2 separate regions of the Homo sapiens genome follow, and region 1 is linked to region 2. Evidence: chromatin loops called from intact Hi-C (ENCODE). Cell type or tissue: endothelial cell of umbilical vein. All regions are shown on one strand. Links, peaks and the distances in the headings refer to the core of each region. The heading gives the core; the rest is flanking DNA.

Region 1 (9,205 bases), core at 506-8,505, 200 kb before region 2:
GCGGAGGGGGGCCCCCAGGCTCCCTGTGCCCTCTCTTCTATGGGGAGAAGCAGGGATGCTATCAGGCCTTGACTGTCCTTGTCTGAGGTGGATGGTGGGCAGGCAGTGCTGCCGTAAGCCCTCGCCAGCACCCGACACCATCTCATCACCCTGTGTCTGACGAGGGGGCTCCTCCCTGCCTTGCCTACCAAGTGAAAACCCAACACCTTCCAACATCACCTCTTCTACTAGCCCTCTGCCCCCGCCCCCCGAAATGACCCCTCTCCTCTGTTCCTGTGACCCCGGACTCCCATCCTGAACTCCGTGCTCCCTTCTCTCACTGCAGCCTCACATTCAATGGGCCTCTCCTTTGGCCTCTCGCTCCAGAGACTGAGCTCCTTCAGCACGGGGCTGTGTCTTTATCTTTGTGCCTGGCACACAGTAGGTGCCCAGTAGATGAACAAATGAATGAATCAGCATTCAATCAACATTCATATGAATGGGAGGCCTGGTTCTCCCAACCAGGCCCAGCCTCATCCAGTTCCCCGACACCATCTCATCACCCTTGCGCCTGGGACAGCAGATGCCTTCCGCCTGGTGCCCTTTCCTTTACACCAAACCCTCACTGGACACCTCTCCCGTGACAGCCCCTGCTCCTGAACTGCTCCCATCCTAAGATCCTGAGGAAGCCGGCCCCCTCCTACAGCCCTGGGTCCCACACTAACCATGCCTTGGGACTTAAAGGATGAGGGGTCGCTTTGATCAGAAGAGCTGGAGATCTGAGGCTCAAGGGCAGGCCTCGGTTCAAAGCCAGCTGCACTTAATTGACTGCAACATTTGTCCAGTCTCTCAACTTTCTGGGCCTCCTTGTTTATAAAATGGGTATTCATGACCATCCATCTCCCAAAGCTGCTGTGAGGCCCCAGTGAGAAGACTTGCTGAGTGCTAGGTAAGGGGCCCTTAGGGAGAGGTGGGGTCTTGAATCTTGGCTCAGGGCCCTCTCCTGGTCTCTGTCACAAGGCCTGGCTCCTCCCTCCCCTTCCATCCCAGGACTGGCCGCCATGGTCCAAGGTGAGCCTTCCCTTCCAGGCTGTGTTTCTAGGGAGGCGCTGACTCTGCCTCAGGACTATGCTCACTGCTGCGCAGCCCCCGATGACCAACACCTGCATCACGATTCCTGTTTCTACACGGGGACAACGGAGGCTTAGACTGGGTAAGAGACCAGCTTGAGGCTTTGCAGCCAGGAAGTGGCAGGGACAGTCCCGAAGCCTGATGAAGTCTGCACATCCACGCCTCCTGCTGGTTGCTCCCGGGGCCCCGAGGTGCCTGGGCCCTGTGGGGTCTGAGTGGGGGTGCCTACCACGGTGCCATTGGGCAGGCAGATCATCATCTCCACGGGGAAGCTGTACTTCTCCAGGTGCAGGCCAGCCAGCTTCTGGTGGGACGAGTTCTCCTGGTTGTTCTGTGGGGACAGTTGCACACTCCTGATGCCGCGGCCCCCACCACTGTTCCGGACGCTCCTGTTCCTGCCACCTGCCCGCTCACCTGCAGTTCCTCCAGCTCCTTCACCAGGGACCAGGTGCTGATGAAGCTCTCGTTGAGCAGGGTGAGGATGGGCGAACTTTCCAGGACAGTCTCCCGGAGAGTCCGCCCTGAACCTGTTCAGGAAGACAGAAGGGTGAGGCGCCCCCACATCTTGCTGGGGTGCAATCTTGCTTTGGGGAGACCTCACGGGCTGCAGGACAGTCTCTGCACCCAAGTGAAATAACAGATTCAAAGAGCCTGAGGTAGAGTAGGTGCTGAATAAATGATAGTTGGAATTAACATCAATAATATACCAGCATCCTGGGCTGAGATTAGGGTTAGGGGTTCTACCTGGCCCTGGGGACTTGCAGACAGTGACAGCTTCTTAAATCCAATGAACGCTCTGTGTCCCAGGGCCTTCACACAGGCTGTTCCTCTACCTGGAACACTCCATCCGGTCACTTGAGAAACTCCTACTCATCCTTCAAAGTCTCAGCGTAAATATCACTGTCTTCACAAAGCCTTCCCTGACCCCCAGTTATACACTCTGGTGCCACTCTGGACTGTCCCCTGTAGAACACTCACCGTGCTTGTACTGACTCATTTGGTGTCTGCCTTTGCACTGTGTCTCCCCCTTTGAGGGCAGGGACCCCTTCTGCCTTCCTCACTGTGGGACGCAAGCACCCAGCCCACTGCTGCACTGACGGTTGACGGGGTGAGGGTGGGGCACTGTTTTGTTCATCTTTGTGCCCACTGCCAGACACCCAAAGGACGTTGCATCTAGGGGGCCTCTGGTGAATTTCCTGAATCAATTAACACAAGCCCAGCCTCTGGCCCGATTTTTTCTCTTACACGTATATAACACTTTACAGTGTATGCGGCACTTTCACCTCCATGTCCACAGCTATGAGAGGTAAGTGTGTTATCCCCTCTTACTATTGAGAAAACTGAGGCTCACAGAGGGGAAGACACTTGGTCAAGGTTACCAAGCTGACAATGGCTGAGTTTGAACCCAGTCTGCCAGGGCCCTTTCTTCAGCATCTGGTAGCTCCCTCTGGGCTCAGCACAGAAACCCCCAAGCCCTCACCCCACGCCCCTACCATGGGCAGTCCCTGAGGCCCTCACAACTCAACAGAAGAGTCCCATTGGTCTCAGAGCCTCTGGTACCCCACAAGGTGTGGACTTTCCCACTGCTCCCCTTAGATCCAGCCGGGCCCCTCACCTCAGCAGGACTGGTCATCCAGGGCCCCCCACAGCAGGATTGAGTGCACCAGCTTGTTCTCAGCCTTGGCTCGGTCGAAGGCCTCAGTGAACGGCAAGTAGGAGACCTGGGGCCACACCGAGACAGAGCGAAGCCATCATCAAAGCGGCCAGGGTCCCACTCGGGCTGAGTCTGTAGTGTGTGCAAGTGTGTGTGTGTGTGTGTGTGTGTGTGTGTGTGTGTGTGTGTTTGTGTGTAGGCATATATATTTGTGTGTATGTCTGTGTATATGTACATTTGTATGTGTATATATGTTTGTGTATGTTTGTATATGTGTGTATGTGTGTGTGTATATATATGTTAGTGTGTGTGTTTGTATGTGTGTGAAGTGGGTGCTACTAAGCCAGGGGATGGATGTCTCCTCCAAGTTCTATTTATTATTATTATTTTCATTTATTTTTTATTTTGAGATGGAGTCTCACTCTGTTGCCCAGGCTGGAGTGCAGTGGCGCAATCATAGCTCATTGCAGCCTTGAACTCCTGGGCTCAAACAGTCCTCCTGCCTCAGCCTCCCCAAAGCTTTGGTACTACAGGTGCGTGCTACCACCACCCCCAGGTAATTAAAAAAATTCTTTTGTAGATATGGGGTCTCGCTATGTTGCCCAGATTGCTCTTGAACTCCTGGCCACAAGTGATTCTCTGCCTCAGCCTCCCAAAGTTTTGGATTATAGGCATGAGCCATTGCACCTGGCCTCTTCCTCCAAGTTCTGAATGGCAGCGGGGAGGCCCCGCTGGCACAGCTGGGCCCAACAGTGAGACAGCCTCAGTAGCAAGCCCTGCACACATACCAGCGTCTGTGCCCAGCTGCTGCTCCACAGCTCCCAGCCTCTGCCCATGCAGCCTGACCCTGGCCTTCACCCCTGCCCAGCCTCACCTTCTTGAAGGGGTACATGGCCACCTCCAGGCGCCGGGCAGCCTCCTCCCAGCTCAGCTCCTGCTGCCACTTGATCTCCTCAAACACAAACTGCAGGGGCTCCCCTGAAGGCAGGTGGCTGTCGATCATGCTGCCATCCTCATCCAGGATCACGGAGGGCACAGAGGGGCCCGTGGCCTCCAGCTCCATCTGGGCCAGAGGTCAGTGGTAGGGGGAAGGCTCAGAGATGGGCAAGAATCCTCAGGGGCTCCCCTAGAGACCCTCCAAAATGCTCCACTCATTGCAGAGGGAGGGCGGGGCCCTGCAGCCGAGCCCACCTGGATGGGAGCCTCCTGTGCGCTCACCTGGGGTATGTAGCCGATGTCCACCTCCATGTTGCTGCTTTCACTGGCCCCGTAAAGCCACTCCATGTCCACATTCAGAGACCTGGGATGGCCAGGGCAGAGTGACACCATCATCAAAGCCCATTATCTGTGTCACACTTTATCTCACATAATACCTGCAACTGTCTCCACTTTCCAGATGAGGACACTGAGGTTTCTCAAGGTGAACACCTGCTCTCAGAGCCACTGGGATTCTGGCTGCAGAGCCCTGGCCCTCTTCCCCACCAGGCTGCCCCTTCCTAAGGCACTGGAGCCACTTCACCATCCGCCAGCCCTGCCCCTCGCAATTCACAAAGGGCCTGCACAGCCATGGCCCGTGTACTCTCCAGGACCCTTTGAAGCAGAGAGATGGCCAGTGCCTCAAGGCGGGTCACAGGGTGGGGCAGGAATGAAAACGAGCACCGTGGTCCCTGCACAGGCCTCTGGCGGGCAGCAGGAAATCTGAGCCGAGCAGTGCAATCTGCAGATCCGCCGCACGAGGGAGCCCCAGCACTGGCAAACCACCACCTCCGCAGCAGGGGGCACAGAGGGCAGAGCTAGGTAACCCCCGGGGGTCAGCAGTCCCTGGTGCCTGGTCCTCAGACATGAGCCCAGGAACAGCTGGTCCTGGAGCTGGCCACTGCCTCTCTCCTCCTGTCCCATACAGTCCAGGCCCCCTCCTCAACAACCCTGCGATGGAGGCAGGTGTGCCCAGCCCTAGGTGAGCAGATGGAGGGCTTGTGCCCTCCTCTTCCTTTTCCCTTTGACCGGGAAGCCCCTGCCCTTCCCACTCTGGGGAGGGAGGGAAGCCACCCCCACTCCTAGGGGCAATTTTCTCTTCCCATGTTATCCCGACCATCCTCTCACGCCTGCCCTGTGGGTGAAGTAGGCCAGGAGTCAGTCTCCCATCCGGCAGATGAGGAAACAGGCCTACAGAGGGCCAGGGCCTTGCCCACAGCCACACAGCCAATGGGTTCCACAGCAGAGACTTAACTGCAGACCTCCTGGCTCCCAGCCAGGTCTCATCCCTGTAGAGCGGTCACTCAGGCCCACTCGGTGGCCACTTGCTATCAGTTAGGAATCTGGACAAACTTGAAGCCAGGGCCTCCGGGGTCCTCTACTCTGCTGACAGGTGGCCAGCCCTGAGGAGGTGAGGCAAGCAGGTGGCTGGTGTAGCACCGTCCCGGAAGCCCCTCTGGGGCTCTGCAGCAGTGGAGGGCCTGCCCTTGGCCTTTGGATGTGCTGTTCCTCTGCCCAGCAAAACCCTCAGAGCCCTGATCTCTGCTGAGATGACCTTTTTCTTCTGGGAAGCCTTCCTGGACCCCACAGCTGGGTCCCTGCCTAGCTGCTGGCCTTCCTCTTGGTGGCGTGCACAGGCTGCGGTTACAGCTCTGCCTGGGGCCTGTCAGCAGTATGAGGGCGGGGAGGCCCAGCTTCAGGAAGGGTCTGCGGACTGCTGCACTGGGTCCCAGGCACAGAGGTGGAGGGCCAGGCCACGGGTGCCTGGGAAGAGCTGGTGGGTGATCAGCTCATTCTCTTGCCTGCCTCATGCCGCCTCCTGCCACGTCAGCCCCATGAGATGGGCTCTGGGGAGCAAAGGAAGGGGCAGAGACAGAAGAGGCCCCTAGGCTCCTGGAGCTGGGGAGCAGGACAAGCTGTAGGAGGGAGCCAAGGCTGGGCCAGGGTCAAGCTCCCACCTGTGGTTGGGCACGAAGAGCCGGAAGTCGCGGACGTGGGTGGCGTCTTTGGAGAGGATGATGTGGCCGGTGAACTGAGCAGGGGAGAACCAAAAGGGGAAGTCGGGCGGCTCACTGAGCTGGAACTCGGCATGGATCCTGTGGGGAAGGGGATCTGCTGCACCAGAGCTGCCCACCTTCTCCCCAGGAGCCCGGGAAGCCTTGGCCAGAATCATCAGGGAGAGGAGGCTGAGTGTGGGGGTGGAGGTGGATGGGCCAGTGGGCAGCAGCGAGGCTCTCCAAATGCTGCTCATCCTTCGAGGCCCGGGTCACATGCCCCTCCTCTGGAAGCCCTGCCTGGACCCCCTCCCCCAGCCTTCACAGCTTCTGGAGGGCATGTGTGACTGGGTGTCCTTCCCACTTCTGTGTGGATGGCACAACCATGGCTACCAGCCCCGTGCCAAGCAAGTTCCACAACTTTTCTTTCTGAACCCTCACGTGCCTTACGAGGAAGTCATCAGCACCCGGATCCACAGGTGAGAAAACTGAGGCTCAGAGAGCCAAAGCTGCTTGCCCAAGACGGCAGTGGGAGGAGAGGTGGAGCTGGGGGGCTCAAGCTGGGCCCTCCCCTCTGGGCGCTGTACCGTCATGCCTCCCCGGTGCTCCAGGCCAGCCAGTGTGGCCCACTCACCGGAACATCACAGTGTAGTAGAAGTCGCTGATGGCAGTCAGGCAGGCCACAGCTCCCTGAGGGGCAAAGCGGGTCTTCACAAAGGGCCGAGGGTGGAACATGCTCAGGAGCCGGTGGATGATGACCTGGGGGCGGCGGGAGGCACGTACTGGCTTGCTGGGTCCCGCTGGGCCTGGATCCGCTGGGGTGGGGGTCAGCCCAGACCCGACGGCCCAGGGGCCCCATGGGGAGGGGGCAGGTCCAGAGGAAGGCAGGAGAGCAGGTGGAGCAGGCCTGGCACTGGGGTCCAGGCGCAGACAGAGGGGTGGCCACTCCTGGGCTCGGGCGGAGGGGCCCCACGTCGCACCCCAGCTGTCCTCACCTCCTTGCCCTTGGGCGGCGGTGGATAGAAGCGGTTGTTGGACAGGTAGCCAGTGAACATGCTCAGCTCACTGGGGATGATCCACCAGGGCTCACCCAGCTCCTGGCCTGGCGGGGGAAGGAAGGGCTGGAAGTGGCGGGTGGCAAACACTGCACTTGGTGAGGCGGCGGCTGTCCAGTTTCGGAGGCCGGACAGGGCGAGGCGGGAGACCTGGGGCGGGGGAAAGCAAAGCTCCAGGAATCTGAGAACCTGACTCCGGGGTCTCCTGTACCATGTGGGTGGAGGTCTCCCTCAAGCCCCGAGCCAGCCCACACCAAGGGAGCAGATGGACCCCAGGGAGGTTCCTGCCCTTATGATGGCCACAAGCTTAGCAATATCCCGCCAGAGAGAGGCTCCTCTCCCTGCTGCAGTGCCTCTGCAGCCCACCCAGGCACAGCCCACCCAGGCACAGCCCACCCAGGCACAGCCCACCCAGGCACAGCCCACCCAGGCGCAGCCCAGGCCAGAGCAGCTCGCTCGAGGGCAAGGTTGGAATGGGGATGGTGGGGCTCTGTGCCTCACATAGTCCCACCTCCATCCTATGCATAAGCCCATGGGCCAGCCTTGGGTGCCACCACCCTGCCTGGCTTCCCTGGCCCTCCAGCAGCCCTACTCTCCCTCCCCAGTCTCCTCTCCAAGTCTCCTCCCAGGGACTAATGTCCCACTGGCCAGCTCAGGGTTTCGGTTTGGAGCTAAGTCCGATGAGGGTGGTGGCCAATCATGTTTGAGGTGAAATCTCTAGGGTCAAGAGCAGGATGAGACCACAGGGAAGGGGAAGGAAGGCCACCCCCAGAAGGGCCCTGCCTTAAGTACAGCCTGCCCCACCCTGGGCAAAAGGCCTTCCCTAAGCCCGAGTCCTCATCGGTGACCTGCCTCGCCTCTGTCTGACAAGCTGATGGCTCGGAGAGGACGCTCAGAGACCACAGAGCTGTCTACACGTCGGCCAGCATTTGGGGAACAGCAGATTCCCTCTTCTGTCGCCACCTCCCTGGCAGCAGGAGCTCAGGCTTGGTGGGAGGTAGGAGGAAAGCAGGCAGGGAGCTCCCACAGAGACAGATTTAACAGGCGGTTCTCAAGGCAGAGCTGGCTGTGCCGGGCCAGGCCGAGCCCGCCTTCCTGGGTCCTGCTTGTAGGCTTGCCACCCCCTGCAGGGGACCTGCCAGCGATGGGTGCTGGGCTTGCTGGGGCTCTGCTCGGGGGCCAGGGCTAGGGGTGCTGCTCCTGCCTCACCCCAGTTCTTGTTGTCTGTGCGGACTTATCTGCTCAGACCAGCCCATCACTGCCAAATCCATGGAGATGGGTTCCCCATCTCCTTTTGTGGAAGGTCAGACCGGTTTTGACCACTTCCTGGACTCCTGCCTATCTGCTGCACTGTCTCCTTGGCTGAGAAGAACACGTTTATTCATTTGTTCATTCCACAAAATGTTTTATGCACCTACTGTATAGGAAGTTTCTATCAGGGTACACTGTGCACCCTGTCTTCTTGGAGCTTATAGTGGGAGACGGCAAGTAAACAGGACCCAAAACGGGCAATGCCCTTCCCTGTGAGCTCCTCCTTGGAATTTCTGTCCCTCCCTGAACCTGCAGCGATGAGGTTAAGAAAGGGGCTCCCGGCCGGGCATGGTGGCTCACACCTGTAATCCCTATAATCCCTGTACGCCTATAATTCGGGAGGCCGAGGCAGGTGGATCACGAGGTCAGGAGATTGAAACCATCCTGGTCAACATGGTGAAACCCCGTCTCTACTAAAAATACAAAGAAATTAGCCGGGTGTGGTGGTGGGCACCTGTAGTCCCAGCTACTCGGGAGGCTGAAGCAGGAGAATAGCTTGAACCCGGGAGGCGGAGCTTGCAGTGAGCAGAGATCGCGCCACTGCACTCCAGCCTGGGCGACAGAGCGAGACTCCGTCCCAAAAAAAAAAAAAAAAAAAAGAAAGGGGCTCCCCAGCACTGCTTCCCTGGGCTGGGCCAGGTGGCAATTCCGCCACAGGTGCCAGCCTCAAGGTCATTCCCAAGTTTCTTTTGCCATGTGGCTGCCAGGCTCTAGAGTTGGGCACTGCCAAGGGGCTGCTGCTGGGCAGCAGACATCCAACATCCCCTGGGGACCTCAACTTCAACATGTGCAGACTGACCTCATTCTCTATCCCCTACTCCCTCCCCGCCTACAGTCCCCATCTGGGCAAGCAGCCCACCATGCCCCTGGTCACAGCCAGAAGCCTGAGTCATCCAACTCCTGCCCACCCACTGTCCATGAGGAGCCGCTCCCTGCCCTTCCTTCCCCAGCATCCTCCAGGCTGCCCTTACTCTCCATCTCCTCCGTCTCCCCTCCAGAACTGGTCTTCTTGCCTCCCACTTCTCCCCATTCTACACATGCCCCGTCCCTGGCCTGGAGAGCCCAGGTCTGATGAGAAAGCTGTCTTATTTAAAATCTGCACGATA
Region 2 (9,205 bases), core at 443-8,442:
ACTGGCCTCAGGCAAGATCATCACAGGCTCATTGGGAGGATTATATAAGTTCATTCAGTCATTCAACAAGCAGGTACAAGGTGCCTGATGTATATACCCAACCCAAGGCAATACACTAAGCTTTAGGGATACAGTGGTGAGGAAAAACAGACACATTTCTCCTATCATGAAGCCTACAGTCTCATGGGGAAGATGAGTTTAAACAAATAACTTCCAAAGGAGTATGAGCTAAGATCAGAGAGAGGAAGGAGAGTGAAACATTGCCCTAAGAGCAGGCAACAGTGGACCTGGACCCAGGCTTCACTGGGTGGGCCAGGGGAGGCTCCCCCTGAGGATGAGTGCAGTTACCTAGCAGAAGGAGAGTGAGAATGCCCAGGCTGAGGGGGCAGCACAGGCAAAGTGCCTGGGTTGGAGGGAACATGGTGCTTTTGAGAATAGAAATCAGTAGGTCTGGAGTAGAGAAAGTGATGGAGAAAGACAAGAAGTGACACCGGATGAATTAGGGTAGGAGTGGGAAAGTGTAGGGGGAGGTGGGTGGGTAGGTTCAGATGAACACTTTTAAAGGTTACTCTAGCTACAGTGTGGAAGACAAAATGGAAGACAGGGGTGAATGAAGGGGGTACCTTTCAGAGGATATTGCAATAGTCTGTGCTAGACTATTTGGGGAGTGGGAGATGGATAGCACCACAGGATTCAAACCATATTTAGAAGCCAAAATTGACAGGATCAGGTGATGGCTTGAACTTGGGCAGTGATGGAGAGGGAGGTATCTCCAGGGTCTCTTATTGCCTGGTGGGGGTATTTGCTGAGATGGGAGCAGTGAACCAGGCTGTAAGGGATTCCCCTTCAGCTCCTTCACTGAGGAGGCAGCTGGGCAGTTGGTGCAGAATCTGAATCTCAAATGGTCATTAGTCTCATTTAGAATCGAAGACTAGAGATAAAGCCAAGCTTGAGCCAACGGATAATCATCAGGCAGCTTCCTTAATAGCCACCAGACAAATTTGGCACTGGGCAGAAGAGACACTGATGACTGTGGGAGGGGCTCCACCCCCGAGAGCACACCAAGTTAGTCTTGAGAGACAAAAGGCCCTCCAGCCATCCTGGGCTCACCCCAGCAGGCTGTGGGACCCAGTCAATACCTCACTGTGCAGTGGTGGTCAATTTCAGGGTCATAGAGCCAGGAACACCTGGCATGAGGCTTTTAAAATGACAGCGTAAAGGTTTTATTTTAACTCTTCTTACCCGAGACCCCGGTCCTGCAGCAGAAGCAGCAGTCAGCTGGGGCTTTGCCATGGGTCCTAGCACTGGGTGCTTAGTGGTTAGAGCAGGGGAGCAGGGGTTGTCCACTGGGGGCAGTTTTGCCCTTAGGGAATATTTGGTGATTTCTGGAGATAATTTAGATTGTTGTAACTGGGGGCAGAGTGCTACTGGCATCTAGTGGGTGGAGGTCAGAGATGCTACTGCACATACTGCAATGCACAGCACAGTCCCCTACAACAAAGAATTATCGGGCCCCAAATATCAATGGTGCAAAGGGTAAGAAACCCTGGCTCAGAGCCAAGGCTGAGGTCAGACAGGTTCGGGTCTGAAATCCTGGTTTTACCACACATTTGGCTGGTTGATCTTGGGCAACTTGTCTGACCTCTCTGAGCCTCAATTTCTCCATCTGTCAAAAGGGATTAATAGTGATACTCACCTCAGAAAGATGATGTGAGGATTAGATAAGATCACTGACTGTAAAGAGCTTGAGGCAAATGTTTACTCTTCCTTCGAGTGAGCAGATCTACTCCCAAAGCCAAGTCCTTAGTATGCTGGAGAAGGGAACACAGAGTGGTAAGAATGAGGACCCTGTAGCCACAGTGCCAGATCTAAGCCTGGACTCAGTCACCTACTAGCAGTGACACCTTGGGAAATTGCCCACTTTTTGAAGCCTGAGTTTCCTCATCTGTGAAATGAAGATGATCATAGTACCCACGAAGTAGGGTGGATATGAGGACTTAGGAGCTAATTTTTGTAAATAGCATAGTGTCTGGCACACAGCAGCACTCAATAAATATGAACTAATGTTACAAAAGACAAAAAGAATCAGCACTGCCTCATTTCCTAGTGGCAGGCAAGATAGCAACCCAAACTGCTATATTGTAACTCAACGCTTCCAGAGATGCTAGAATCTCAAATACTCTGTCCATGGCCCTATGAGAACTTTCACTTGTCAGACTGTACACACCGCTTTTCATTTCAGAAGACATGTTCCCTGTTTGGATGATAATAGTGGCTGTTTAGGAAGCCCTGTTGTGCTGAGCACTGCTCAGAGAAGCCCCTCCTCTCCGGGAGTTTCGAGATCATTCAGCCCAATGGTGGAATGTTGCAATTTAAGGATCAGAGCCTGTAAGTAACTTGCAGCTGGAGGCAGAGCAGACGCTGGCTAGCAGTACTTGAGAATCCCAGCTGATGCCGCTTCCACAAGCACAGGAAGGCATCAAGGTTCTTCTTGTTTCCATGGTCCCGGGTTATGTTTACCTCACTGACATTGTGAGGCTAAAATGAAATAATCCATTTTAATGTTTAAGCAGTGTGCCTGGCATATAGTAGGAACTAAATGTTAGCTATTATTATTTACAGTCCTGGCACTTTTTAAAGGGCATGTAAAATAAATATCTTTGATTATCATAAAAATACATTTCTAAAAGCTTACATCAAGCACCATAAAGCCAGAAATAAAACAGTCTCTTTAAAATGCAACCCTGACATAATTTCGTCACCTGGTTACCTTTGCTAATATCAAGGAGTTTTTGTTTGTGTGTGTCTGTTTTTTAAATGTCCATGAGTTGAGGCTCCAGGTTCTATGCAGGGTGTCAAAATATCTGCCCTTCTAGGGTTAGGATGGTAAGAAGGGCTGAAGGCATCAGGCAGGTGTTGCTGGGTGAACACCACCTGGACCATACAATCATGGGAAGTCCCCTTAAAACTTATCCCCTATGCCATTCAAGTTTTTTTCTAGAAGCAGGTCAATAAGCCAGAGTGGCAGAAGGGCATTGTGGTTGTAGCTTTGATTCTCATAAATCCACATTCGAATCCAAGTCTTGCCTCTTCAGGGACACGTAACCTTGGGCAAGTCTCCTCCTCTGAGCATTAGTTTCCTTAGCAGTGATGATAGTACTCAGTATGTTAAATGTTAGTGTTATTAAACGAAGTAAAGAATAGCAAGCTTAAGATTTGAGGTTGATATAGGAAAGAGAAGAAATATTGGGGTTTGAAGAAGAAGTCTCATGGGTTATCTTACTTGTTCCCAAGTCCCACTTCTGCCACTTGATTGGGTGACCTGGGGAGGTCACTCATCTGTCTTAGATCAGTTTCTTCATCTGCAAAGAGGCCCATAATACCTTAAATGAGATGACCCCCGGGCAAGCACTTTGTTAGTAATAAAGCCAAAAAGTCATATTCATTATAGCTGTGATCCCTTTTCAGAAAGAACTGTCAACATTCCACAAATATTTATTGTACCTCACACATGATATAAAAAAAAATTAAACATAACCTAATATTTAAAGTTTTAAATTAAAAATTCTAAACATACTATATTTCTTATTTTATTCCGTTCTACGTTTTAAAAATTATTCTATTCTATGTATTTTAAAGAAATAAAAAAGCTGCACGGAGCTAGTCATTTTGCCCTGTTCGCCAAATAGTTCCAGATCGCTGCCTTTGGGGCACTTGGTGAGATTGCCCCGCCCCCTTGTGGTTGAGTGGAGCCGTGTGACTAGCTGTGGCCAATAAGCTGTGAGCAGAAATGACAACTGTCACTTCGAGTCCCAAGCATTTAATTGAGGGTGCCATATCCTCTAGAGCTGCGACTGTCCCACTAGCAGGGCGACTGACAGTGATGAGATGGCAGCTGCACCCTCCGCCAGGGCCCCGGTGACCAGCAGAGCCTTCTGAGGATCCGCACTGGCTGCACCGGCATGGGGCTTAAATGAGAGATTAATGTGTGTGGTGTAGACTTCTGAGTTTTGGAGCCACTGAATTTTTAACTTTTCAAAAGTTTTTTTTTAAGGTAAAACTAATTTTAATAATATATTTTATTTAATCCCATACATCCAAAAGATTATCATTTCCATTTTTTTTTTTTTTTTTTTTTTTTTTTTTTTGGAGTCAGAGTCTCACTCTCACCCAGGCTGGAGTGCAGTGGTGCGATCTTGGCTCACTGCAGCCTCCGCCTCCCGGGTTCAAGCGATTCTCCTGCCTCAGCCTCCTGAGTAGCTGGGACTACAGGTGCACGCTGCCACGCCCGGCTAATTTTTTGTATTTTAGTAGAGATGGGGTTTCACCATATTGCCCAAGCTGGTCTCAAACTCCTGAGCTCAGACAATCCACCCGCCTCGGCCTCCCAAAGTGCTGGGATTACAGGCGTGTGCCACTGTGTCCAGCCAAATCTTTTTTTTTTTTTTTTTTTGGTAAATCCTTCGTGAGGCCAGGCGCAGTGGCTTATGCCTGTAATCCCAGCACTTTGGGAGGCCCAGGCAGGTAGATCACTTGAGGTCAGGAGCTCGAGACCAGCCTGGCCAACATGGAGAAACCCCATCTCTACTAAAAATACAAAAATTAGCCAGGCCTGGTAGCACAAACCTGTAGTCCCAGCTATGCGGGTGGCTGAGGCAGGAGAATCTCTTGAACCCAGGAGGCGGAAGTTGCAGTGAGCTGAGATCATGCCACTGCACTCCAGCCTGGGCAACAGAGCGAGACTCCATCTCAAAAAAAAAAAAATCCTTCATGAGAAAAGTTATATTCTTTTTTACATACCAAGTCTTACAATCTACAGTGGGTTTTACATTTATAGCCCATCGCAATTCAGGCGAGCCACATTTCCAGTGCACTGCAAGCCCCAGTGGCTTATGGCTGGTTCCTATGGACAGCTGTGCTGTCCAGCAACTTATCATCCCCTAAAACTGAAACTCTGTACTCATTAAACACTAACTCCGCATTCTTCCCATCGCCCAGCCCCTGGTAACCACTATTCTACTTTCTGTTTCTATGAATTTGACTACTTTAAGCACCTCATATAAGTGGAATCATACAGTATTTGTCTTTTTGTGACTGTCTCACTTCACTTAGCGCAGTGTCCTCACAGTTCATCCATTTGGTAGCATGTGACAGAACTTTCTTCCCATTTAAGGCTGAATAATATTCCATCGTGTGTATCTGCCACATTTTCCCTGTCCATTCATCCATCGATGCACACTTGGTTTGCTTCTATGTTTTCGTTATTGTGAATATGCTGCTATGAATATGAGTATGGGTATATAAATGTTGACTCGTTATGATATGTGTGTTGTTGTTGTTAAAATGGAATTGTACCATGCTCACTGCTTAGGCAGTCTGCTTTTTCTAATGTACCAATATGTCAGGAGCATTTCCATGAAATTAAATACTCTTCTACTTAATTGTTCTGAACAGCCAAATAGTACTTCTTATGTGGCTCTATGATTATTTATTTACCCAATCTGCTACCGTTAGACATTTAGGTCATTTCTAATTGTTAATTACATTTGACAAATAGTTTCTCCTTCTCATAATGCCTCATCTCTAACACAGCAGACAGTAGGAGGATACATTCAGATGGAAGACGGCGTGGTCACCCCAGGGCATCCACTGTCACCAGGGTTTTGCCACAGAAGACCCAATATCTTTGTAGCTGTGGAGGGCATAACCTTCTCTGGGCATTGCAAGGAGAGCTGTGCACAGCTGTGCAAAGAGTGTTGGAGTCACGGGGCCGTGAGCAGTTCTGGGTCCTGCCACATTCAAGCCCTCAGACATCCACTCTGAGCCTGTTTTCTTATTTGGAAAATGAGGATAATGATACTGGCCCCTTGGCATTTTTTTATTTTTTAAATTGACAAATACAACTTGTATACATTTATGGTGTACAGCACGATGTTTTGACATCTATGCACATTGTGGAATGGCTAAATCAAGCTAATTTATATATGCATTATCTCACCTATTTATGGAGAGAACACTTAAAGTCTCCTCTCAGCAGTTTTCAAGTATATAATACATAGCTATTAACTATAGACACCAGGTTGTACAATCGATCCTTGAACTTATTTTTCCTGTCTAAGTGAAATTTTGTATTCTTTGACCAACATCTTCCAATCCTCTCCCCTCCTCGCCCCTGATAACCACCATGCTGCTTTCTGCTTCTATGAGTTTGACTTTTTTAGATTTCAGTTTTCAGTGAAATCACACAGTATTTGTCTTTCTGTGTCTGGCTTATTTCACTTAACAATGTCCTCCAGGCTCATTTTCTTTATCCGTTCATTTGTTGATGGACACTTAGGTTGATTCTGCATCCTTGGCTATTTGAATAATACTGCAACAAAATGGGAGTACAGATATCTCTTGGACTGACTTGATTTCATTTCCTTTGGATACATACCTAGTAGTGAGATTGTGGGATCATATAGTAGTTCTATTTTTAGTTTTTTGAGGAACTTCCATACTGTTTTCCCTAATGGCTATTTTTTTTTAAGTCAGAGTCTCACTCTTGCCCAGGCTGGAGTGCAGAGGTGCAATCTCAGCTCACTACAACCTTTGCCTCCCAGGTTCAAGCGATTCCCCTGCCTCAGCCTCCTGAGTAGCTGGGACTACAGGCATGCACTACCATGCCTGCCTAATTTGTGTATTTTTAGTAGAGACGGGGGTTTCACCATATTGGCCAGGCTGGTCTCAAACTCCTGACCAGCCCATAATGGCTATTCTAATTTACACTCCCACCAACAGTGTATAGGTTTCCTTTTTTCCACATCCTTGCCAACACTTGGTATCTTCTGTCTTTTTTATAACAGCCATTCTAACAGGTATTAGGTGATATCTTGTGGTTTTAATTTGCATTTCTCTGATGATCAGTGATGCATTTTTTCATATACCTGTTGTCCATTCATATGTCTTTTTTTGAGAAATGTCTATTCAAGTCCTTTGCCCATTTTTTAATTGAGTCATTTGTTTCCTTGCTATTAAGTTGAGTCACTTATATATTTTGGATGTTAACCCCTTATCAGATGCATAGTTTGCGAATAATTTCTCCAATTCCATTGGTTCTGTCTTTACTGTGTTGATTGTTTCTTTTACTGTGCAAAAGCTATCTAGTTTGATGTAGTCCCATTTGTCTATTTTTGCTTTTGTTGCCTATGCTTTTGGGATCATATCCAAAAAACCATCACCCAGACTGTCACGGAGCTTTCCCCCTATGTTTTCTTCTAGTAGTTTTCTTCTAGTGTTGAAGTCTTTCATCAATTTTGAGTTGATTTTGATGTAAGAGAAGGGTCCAATTTCATTCTTCCACATGTGGATATCCAGTTTCCCCAACACCATTTCTTGGAGAGGCTATCTTTTCCCCATTGTGCATTCTTGGCCCCTTGATGTTGTTGTGGAGGTTAAGTTAGACTGACTGTGAATTCTGTTAAGGAAGTTAGGCTGAGCACACAGACAGAGCTCTGCCTTCTCCCGATGCTCCACTAAACTCGAAGGCAAAAAGGATTATTTATTTATTTATTTATTTATTATTTATTTATTATTATTTTTTAATTGATCATTCTTGGGTGTTTCTCGCAGAGGGGGTTTTGGCAGGGTCACAGGACAATAGTGGAGGGAAGGTCAGCAGATAAACAAGTGAACAAAGGTCTCTGGTTTTCCTAGGCAGAGGACCCTGCGGCCTTGTGTCCCTGGGTACTTGAGATTAGGGAGTGGTGATGACTCTTAAGGAGCATGCTGCCTTCAAGCACCTGTTTAACAAAGCACATCTTGCACCGCCCTTAATCCATTCAAACCTGAGTGGACACAGCACATGTTTCAGAGAGCACAGGGTTGGGGGTAAAGTCACAGATCAACAGGATCCCAAGACAGAAGAATTTTTCTTAGTACAGAACAAAATGAAAAGTCTCCCATGTCTACCTCTTTCTACACAGACACGGCAACCATCCGATTTCTCAATCTTTTCCCCACCTTTCCCCCCTTTCTATTCCACAAAACCGCCATTGTCATCATGGCCCGTTCTCAATGAGCTGTTGGGTACACCTCCCAGACGGGGTGGTGGCCGGGCAGAGGGGCTCCTCACTTCCCAGTAGGGGCGGCCGGGCAGAGGTGCCCCTCACCTCCCAGACGGGGCGGCTGGCCGGGCAGGGGGCTAACCCCCCACCTCCCTCCCGGACGGGGCGGCTGTCCGGGCGGGGGGCTGACCCCCCCACCTCCCTCCCGGACGGGGCGGCTGGCCGGGCGGGGGGCTGACCCCCCCACCTCCCTCCCGGACGGGGTGGCTGGCCGGGCAGAGGGGCTCCTCACTTCCCAGTAGGGGTGGCCGGGCAGAGGCGCCCCTCACCTCCCGGATGGGGCGGCTGGCCAGGCGGGGGGCTGACCCCCCCCACCTCCCTCCCGGACGGGGCGGCTGGCCTGGCGGGGGCTGACCCCCCCCACCTCCCTCCCGGACGGGGTGGCTGCCGGGCGGAGACGCTCCTCACTTCCCAGACGGGGCGGCTGCCGGGCAGAGGGACTCCTCACTTCCCAGACGGGGTGGTTGCCGGGCGGAGGGGCTCCTCAGTTCTCAGACGGGGCGGCCGGGCAAAGACGCTCCTCACATCCCAAACGGGGCGGCAGGGCAGAGGCACTCCCCACATCTCAGACGATGGGCGGCCGGGCAGAGACGCTCCTCACTTCCTAGATGGGATGGCGGCCGGGCAGAGACGCTCCTCACTTTCCAGACTGGGCAGCCAGGCAGAGGGGCTCCTCACATCCCAGACGATGGGCGGCCAGGCAGAGACGCTCCTCACTTCCCAGACGGGGTGGCGGCCAGGCAGAGGCTGCAATCTCGGCACTTTGGGAGGCCAAGGCAGGCAGCTGGGAGGTGGAGGTTGTAGCCAGCCAAGATCACGCCACTGCACTCCAGCCTGGGCACCATTGAGCACTGAGTGAACGAGACTCCGTCTGCAATCCCGGCACCTCGGGAGGCCGAGGCTGGCGGATCACTCGTGGTTAGGAGCTGCAGACCAGCCCAGCCAACACAGCGAAACCCCGTCTCCACCAAAAAAATACGAAAACCAGTCAGGCGTGGCGGCGCGCACCTGCAGTCGTAGGCACTTGGCAGGCTGAGGCAGGAGAATCAGGCAGGGAGGTTGCAGTGAGCCGAGATGGCAGCAGTACAGTCCAGCTTCGG

Evidence for each region. A loop is a pair of places that touch in the nucleus more often than their neighbours do. Peaks named below come from ENCODE experiments on the same cell type or tissue, not always from the same donor. Only the 100,000 strongest peaks of a DNase experiment are listed, where the experiment ranks them.
Region 1: a loop joins it to region 2, with 13 times the contacts of the local background. A loop is called at or near these places in 33 of 110 quality-filtered maps.

The regions. Positions count from the first base shown.
Region 1 is chr1:25,806,313-25,815,517 of GRCh38, reverse strand. It overlaps SELENON (selenoprotein N), which reads right to left. Exons shown (of 12, transcript NM_206926.2): 4 at 6,729-6,938; 5 at 6,368-6,492; 6 at 5,698-5,835; 7 at 3,983-4,064; 8 at 3,639-3,827; 9 at 2,726-2,831; 10 at 1,525-1,637; 11 at 1,340-1,441. Among named protein-coding and RNA genes, the nearest start is that of MTFR1L, 9.0 kb to the left of the region's middle. RefSeq lists an enhancer at 4,017-4,891. In endothelial cell of umbilical vein, for the core only: a CTCF peak has its summit at 4,485; a DNase peak (open chromatin) is centred at 4,467.
Region 2 is chr1:25,603,311-25,612,515 of GRCh38, reverse strand. No RefSeq gene overlaps it. Among named protein-coding and RNA genes, the nearest start is that of MAN1C1, 8.9 kb to the left of the region's middle. In endothelial cell of umbilical vein, for the core only: a CTCF peak has its summit at 3,759 (motif pointing left); a DNase peak (open chromatin) is centred at 3,735; H3K27me3 peaks cover 2,580 bases.